Regions from separate parts of the Homo sapiens genome. Here regions 1 and 2 are each linked to region 3. A link is a loop called in an ENCODE intact Hi-C map of the cell type or tissue named here. Cell type or tissue: heart right ventricle. All regions are shown on one strand.

Region 1 (2,500 bases), 300 kb after region 3:
GCCCTTAGAGATTTGCTCTGAAACTGCCTTCCCATGATTATCTCCCTCATTTATTTTCACACTTTGGGAAACTGAGTGGGTCACCCTTCCCTGATGATGGTAATTCCTACCTCTATTCTTGCCTTGATTTTTCTTCGTTTATTAGGATCTCTTCCACATACCTATCAAAACTTGATCCTTTTTAGACATCTGCTCCAATATCACTTTCCCATCATCTTCTGGCTATTATCTTCATTTTAACCTGCTATCATGCTTTTTTGAGAGCATTTTGCTGCAGAGATAATATCCTGTCTGATATAATAACTATTTAGTGTTTTTTTCTCCCATGTTAGAAAGAAATTTCCTTTAAGTCAAGGGCCCTATTTTAACTTCTATTTTCTCTCCAAAACACCATGCATGGGATATAGCAGGTATTCAGTGAATATGAATTTACTTAGATAAAACTTTGCATTTTTAAGTATCTCTACATTTCAGTTTCCTGCAAAATAAGCATAATTATTGCCCTGTGTTACTGGGACCTCCCTTTTAGAAGAGAAAGCTATGAGGCCATAAGAAGATTTGTGTAAAGGCCTCTGTCATATTATAGAGTCATTCATTTGGATTCCCAGGAAGTAGTAATGTGTGTAATTCTGTTTTGTGTAAGAACTTTTCTGCGTACTTATATGTCTTAATCAGTTTTCTGTTGCTTATAACAGAACACCTGAACCTGGGTAATTTATAAAGAAAATGCATTTATTTCTTATTACTCTAGAGGCTGAGAAGTCCAAGGTTGAAGGGCCATCTGGTAAGCACCTTCTTGCTTGTGGGGGACTCTCTGTAGAGTCCTGAGGTGGTTCAGGTTATCACATGGTGAAGGGTCTAAGCATGTAATGTGCTAGCTCAGGTATTTCTTTTTTTTCTTATAAAGGCACCAGTTCCATTTTCATGATAACCCAATAATACATTAACCCATTAATCCGTTAATTCGTAAGTGGATTGATTCTTTCATGAGGGCAGAGCCCTTAAAGGCCCACTTCTCAATACTGCCACCTAGAGGATTAAGCTTCAACATGAGTTTTGGAAGGGATATTCAAATCATGGCAATATATTGCCTGACAAGCAATTCTGCTTTACATCCTTCGTGATTTCCCATAAATCTCTGAGGTCTTACTTTATTTCCAAAGGAGAAAGCTACTAGTCTCTAGAAAAAGTGTCTGATGCCTTGACTCATTTGCTTTGTAGAGTATTTTTGCTAGAAACCATAGTCTTACAAGAAGAGAGCAGAACTCACTATGTTCTTAACTTTGGTGTCAAATGAGGATTGTTTCAATCAAAGTCATAAAATTAAATAAACACTTTATTGGCAAAATGGCAAATATGCTATTCTTCCAAATGACTATAGCAATATAGTCCAAAGGACTAAGCTTCCAAATGACTAAAGCAATTTTCTTGCTTTGAACTTTCCATCCTGAGTCTTCACATTGATTAATTCACTCATTTATTCATGCAAAAATATCTCCTATGCATGTATCAGGCATAATTGTTAGAATGATGACTAAGGCACAGACCTAACCCTTAGGGAGCACACTGCCTATGGGGAGGACAGTCAATTAAAATGCAATCAAAGGGACATAGGACCAATGTTACGTTACCAGGAAACAGGCGAGGACAAAGGAGACTAAACTCAGCCAGAGAGTCTTAAAAAGTGATACCTACTCCACATTATCACTAAAATAGGAATTTTGATTGAAACTCTAGGGGTTGGCCTCAGAATTATAGCTACTTTCTTATCTATAATGAGCATTTGTGACTACTTTTGTTATATATATTCCTATGTGGAAAAAGGTTAAGTTTGTGTATTTTGCATGGGATGATAGTTTGGACTCCTACCATGTAATCTCAGCCTGTTCTTGGGAAATATTATAGACAAGTAGTTCTCAAAATGTATTAGAATCACTTAGGGGCTTAAAATGTCCAGACTCTACCCACCCCTAGAAAGCCTGGTTAATTGGTCTAAGGCAGAGATGGTGTTTTTCAGAAGCTTCTCCACATAATTGTAATATGCAGAATTTGTGATAGAATTCTGCCTCCAGATAAAATTGTAAAATGATCCTGCTGAAATGGCCCTTAGAAATCAGCCAGTGCAACTTCTATTTCCTATGTTAGAGAACTGGGTTGTGGTTTGTATTCCTTGGAAGGTATTTGTTATGGGTTGAAGTGGATCCTCCTAAAATTATTGATGTTGAAGTCCTAACCCCCAGTACCCCAGGATGTGACCTTATTTGGAAACAGGCTTCTATTAGTTCGTTCTTGCAATGCTGTGGAGAAATATCTGAGACTGGATAATTTAAAAAGAAGAGATTTAGTTGGCTCATGGTTCCACAGGTTGTACAGGCAGCACAGTGGCTTCTTCTAAGGAGGCCCCATCAAGCTTCTCGTCATGGTGGAAAGCAGAGGGGCAACAGATGTCTCATATGGTGGAAGCAGGAGCAAGAGAAAGAGTGAAGGGAGAGGTGCCACA
Region 2 (2,500 bases), 270 kb after region 3:
TCTGAAAATCCAAAATCTGAGATGCTCCAATGAGCATTTTCTTTGAGCATCATGTCTGTGCTCAAAAAGTTTCAGAGTTTGGAACATTCTGGATTTCAGACTTTTGGATTAGGGATGCTTAACCCCTACCACATGATTGAATGTGCTTTTTTGATTAATTATCTCCTGTTTTGTTTTTGTTTTTGCCTTAGTATTGTCTTAGATACAGCGTGAGCTCCTGAAAGGCAGAAACCTTGTCATGTTTTTATACTCTCCTCCTTGGGCCCATGGAGTTTACAGAGCATCTAGGAAGTGCTCAAGGCACCCTCTGTGCTTGATTTGTTGGCCTTGTCTGTTTCCCTAATGGATGGCTGATGCTCAGACTCTGCATAGGAAGCCTCATGGTGCAGTAAGGTTTGTCCTCTGCTCAGACCAGGGAGGTGGTTGAGATCACGGGCCCTGGAGATGACTGCCTGGGTTCAGCTCTCTGTTCCACTGCTTACAAACAAACCATGGTAGCTTGGTCTAATGCCTAATGTCCTGTGTAGCATTTTGTCGTCTGTAAATTGGATGTGATAACAGTACCCACTAATTGAGTGGGAGTGATGATTTAATGAGACAATACATGTAACATGCTTTGAAGAATGTCTGGAGCGAAGTAAACACAACGTACATCTGCTACTGTTCACATTTGCTCCATTTTTCTGGAATCCCTGATCTACTTTCTTCCACAGGTCAAATGGCCTGTAAGATTTTCCATTTGCAGTGTTTAGGATTTCGTTGCTGTCTGGTCTTCAATTCAAGCTGCTCATGGCTCAGTAATGCTCCTGGCTAGAGGCAGATCACTGTTGGGATTCAGGCATTCCTTTGGATATCCCTGACAATAGTTGTGATAATTACAACAGCTGTTACAGTTTAATAAGTGGTTTCATAGCCTTAATTCCCCTGATCTTCTTTCAGAGCCAGGGCTGCCCCATATGGTTGTGCAGGTTGTACACTGCTCAGCTGCAGCAGGCACCATTTACTTTGTAGTCTTTGTGAAAGGCGCCCCCTAGAGCTCTGCAATGCAGTGCTTTCCACTGCCACATGATGGTGAACCTGCACACAGCTGCCGTATGAGGTTTGTGTTATTATTCTCATTTTTTGTTTCACTTTTTGTCTTTTTATTAGAGAGTTTAGTCAATTTACATTAAATGTTATCATCAATAAGAAAGAACTTACATCTGCCATTTTTTTATTTTTTTGGTTGTTTTGTGGTTTTCTCTTTCTTTTTTTCTCCCTGTATTAGTCTGTTCTCATGCTGCTAATAAAGACATACCCAAGACTGGGCAATTCACAAAGAAAAGGAGGTTTAATAGACTCACAGTTTCACATGGCTGGGGAAGCCTCACAATCATGGTGAAAGGCAGAGGAGGAGCAAAGGCATGTCTTATATGGGGGCAGGCAAGAGAGCTTGTGCAGGAGAACTGCACCCTATAGAACCATCAGATCTTGGGAGACTTATTCACTATCATGAGCATAGCACAGGAAAAACCTGCCCCCATGATTGAACTATCTTTACCTTGTCCCTCCCCTGACAGGTTGGGATTATGGGAATTACAATTCAAGATGAGATTTGGGTAGAGACACAGCCAAACCGTATCATTCCATCCCTGCCCCTGCCAAATCTCATGTCCTCACAATTCAAAATACAACCATGTCCAGGCAGAAGTTTGCTGCAGGGGAGGGGTCTCATGTAGAAACTCTGCTCGGGCAGTGCAGAAGGGAAATATGGGGTTGGAGCCCCCACACAGAGTCCCTACTTTGGCACTGCCCAGTGGAGCTGTGAGAAGAGGGCCACCAACCTCCAGACCCTATATTAAAAACAAAACTGTGGCTTAAGGGATTTTTAAAAATATAAAATACAAAGAAAAAGATTTTACCATAAGTCCACGAATGCTTCTAATAGTCTGTGTATTTTGTCAGTTACCAGGAAATTACCCTGGAGAGAAGCAAACAATCAATTTCAAACTGTTTGCCTTTATTGCATCTTCTTCTCCACCCTCGCATTGAGAAATGGAAAATCCAATAACTAATAAAGAGCACTGTAAAGTCCTTTCCCTTTGTCGAAAGGATTTAATCATTGGAGTGAACTCCACAAATATTTGTGCTGTAGATGAGAGAGTGAGTCAGCGAATGTGGTGTTTCCTTGCTCCAAGTCTCCTTGGAGTTTTCTACAGGGATTTTGGGTAACAGGGTAGCTCTGAACTGGGTAGATCTGTCTGTCAAGAGGAACGCTCTAGAAAGCTCAGGACTCTCCTGCACAGGGCTTAGCCCACTGTGCTCAGGCCCCTGGGGACTCAGCGGATGCATGACTGTTGAATTTGGAGCCTGTCTCTGGTCCCAGGGTTCTATCTGTGTTTGCCAGCATTCACTGGGATGTAGACTGAGGCTCAGACAATCTACCAGCTACCCATTTTCCATGGGAAAGCTTATCAATGTACATAGATAGAGGCTATTTTCAGAACTCATGGCTTTGATT
Region 3 (2,500 bases):
TTCTGTGTTGGCCTGGACGATCTCCGAGGGCCATGCTAGCCTGGGTGCTCCATGCTTTTTTTGTTAAAGAAATCTTCCTCCTACAAGGGCTGTGGTCGCTGAGCTGCAGCTTTTGCAGAGGCCTGGGAGGGTCTGGCTGGAGCCAGGGTTGGTGACTACAGGAGGCACAGAGGGGTATCTCCTCTCAGCTTGGGACTTCCTGGCAACACAGCATCATATCTCTTGTTACAGGTGCTAAAGTACAACTGCGGGGAGAATTTCCAGGATCTAGAACATCCTTCACCAACTGGGGCCCCAGGAGTGATTTCTTAGAGGGCAATGTGAGTGCCTATCTGGAGACAACTGGGGGTGAGCTGGAGCCATTCTGGCTGAATGTGTAAAATTGATCAAAAATAACTTTGGAAACTGTCCCAACTGATGTCAGTTGATGACACCATTTCCAGGGGTGGGAGGGAGCTCTATCTTGTAGGTCTAGTATCTCAGAGATAACGGCTTTGGGGTCATCAAAGACTGTGCTTAATTCTTGGTCTTAACACCATTAGCTGTGTGACCTTGGAAAGTCATTTCATTCTTCTGAACTGAGGTTATTTATCTGTAAAGTAGCAAGTTTCTTTCTTTTTTTTTTTTTTGAAACAGGGTCTCACTCTGTCACCCAGGCTGGAGTGCAGTGGCGCTATCGTGGCTCACTGCAGCCTCGAACTCCTAGGCTCAGGTGATCTTCCCTCCTCAGCCTTCTGGGTAGCTGGGACTACAGGCATATGCCACCACACCTGGCTAATTTTTTGGATTTTGTGTAGAGACAGGGGTCTCACTGTGTTACCCAGGCTGGTCTTGAACTCCTGGGCTCAAGCGATCCGCTTGCCTCAGCCTCCCAAAGTGCTCGGATTACAGGTGTGAGCCACTGTGCCTGGCCTAGCAGGTTTCTACGTCACAAGTTTCTCATGTAAAAAGCATCTGGCAAATTTGGGGCACACACTGAAGAGGGCATGGAGGAAACTCCCTGCTCTCCTCCCACCTCCAACTCCTACCTGGAAGAATAAAGATTCCCTAAAAATTGTGTGTGCATGTGAGAGGGAGAGGAGAAAGAGAAACTATTGAGTATAAAATAAGTGACCGTTCCTCAGTATTCCAGCAATGATTTCACTGTTTTGTGCAACATTTACTTTATATTTTAAAAATGGCTGAGTGGCAAAATTGAGTTGTCTTGGGCAATTAAGTGAACAAAGAGGGATGTAGACTCACATACTTACCGTGCTCATGAAAAGCCTCCTGGAAGTAAATGCAACAGCATGGTAACAGGATTATTTCTGCATGTGGGATTATGAGTCATTTTAATTTTCAGACACTGCGATTTTGTGCAGATGCAATAGCAGAAGATGCCCACACAGGGGAGCCTGTTGCCCTCTAATGGCTTTTGGGAGGCGCTCAGGAATCCACTGGTGCCCAGCTTCGGCGCTCAGGGGATCCTGTTTTAGTCCCAGTCCCTGAAAAGGCCCCCTACTGAAATAAAACCTGCCCTAAGCCCTCCTTGATAACATTAGCTGGTCCTATTTGCAGAAGGCAAATGATATTCTCAGGCCTGAAGGAGGTCACATTTTCCTCCACTTAGCAGTGTGGCTCAGTGGCAGGGACAAGGCCCATCTCACCTGCTTTATTGGGTTAGCTATTGGGTTGAGTGGGGCTTTTCCTTTGCCCAGTAGGGATCACTAGGGACATGCATAAGCGAAAGGGCAGAATGGCTCAGCAGAGGAAAGGTGCCCACCACAAGCCCAGGAGTAGGAGGCTCCAGGAGATGAACACAGGACATTGCAGGAAGGTGAGTGTGTGGTTCCCTGCGTGGACACCTGCCCAGCATGGGTCTTGCAGACCTGCCCCAGCCAACCCCAGCAAGCAAGAGGACTGGGAGGGAAGGCAGGGGGGAGGAAGGCAGTGACGCTGCTCTGCTCCTACCCTTTGGTGTGGCCAGAATAGTGACTTTCCCCGGGCCCTGCTGGATCCCTCAGGAGTGCAGGTTTGCCCTTAAGAAAGCCTCTGTAAGGGGAGACCACTGAGAGCAAGAGAAAGTGGGAGACAGAGAATCTCCAAGCTCAGTGGAAGGCAGGGAGAAGGCGCTGTCAGGTCTCCGAGGTGAGTCCCAGCATGAGCTTGTTCCCCTCATGTCACCAACAAAAGCAAGCCCAGCATACACCTGCCATGCAATGACATTGAGGGCCATTTGTGGAAACTAGAGAAGGCGCGAGTGCTAACAGAAGACCACAGCAGTAGCTGATACAGTTAAAACAAAGAAGCAGCCCCCAAATAACACATACCCACCCCCACATACCATAAAAGGCTTGTTCCTCTCTGTCCCTTCTTCCTGCCTCAATATCCTGGAGGTCTTCACCCTAAAGAAGGAAAGGGCAGGGGGCTGGGGAAGAACAAGTCCCCTCCACAGCAATGTGCAGCAAGGGGAGGCCTAGACCACATCTGTCCCCCACTCCAGGTCCCCTCAGCTACAGAC

What was found. A loop is a pair of places that touch in the nucleus more often than their neighbours do. Peaks named below come from ENCODE experiments on the same cell type or tissue, not always from the same donor. Only the 100,000 strongest peaks of a DNase experiment are listed, where the experiment ranks them.
Region 1: it touches region 3 in a loop (5-fold over the local background); 69 of 110 quality-filtered maps call a loop at or near these places.
Region 2: a loop joins it to region 3, with 3 times the contacts of the local background. A loop is called at or near these places in 14 of 110 quality-filtered maps.

The regions. Positions count from the first base shown.
Region 1 is chr2:18,148,832-18,151,331 of GRCh38, forward strand. No RefSeq gene overlaps it. Among named protein-coding and RNA genes, the nearest start is that of KCNS3, 270 kb to the left of the region's middle. In heart right ventricle, a CTCF peak has its summit at 1,035 (motif pointing left); no DNase peak of the experiment used is centred here; H3K27me3 peaks cover 220 bases.
Region 2 is chr2:18,116,800-18,119,299 of GRCh38, forward strand. No RefSeq gene overlaps it. Among named protein-coding and RNA genes, the nearest start is that of KCNS3, 240 kb to the left of the region's middle. In heart right ventricle, a CTCF peak has its summit at 1,060 (motif pointing left); no DNase peak of the experiment used is centred here.
Region 3 is chr2:17,850,536-17,853,035 of GRCh38, forward strand. No RefSeq gene overlaps it. Among named protein-coding and RNA genes, the nearest start is that of KCNS3, 27 kb to the right of the region's middle. In heart right ventricle, CTCF peaks have their summits at 1,386 (motif pointing left) and 1,589; a DNase peak (open chromatin) is centred at 1,415.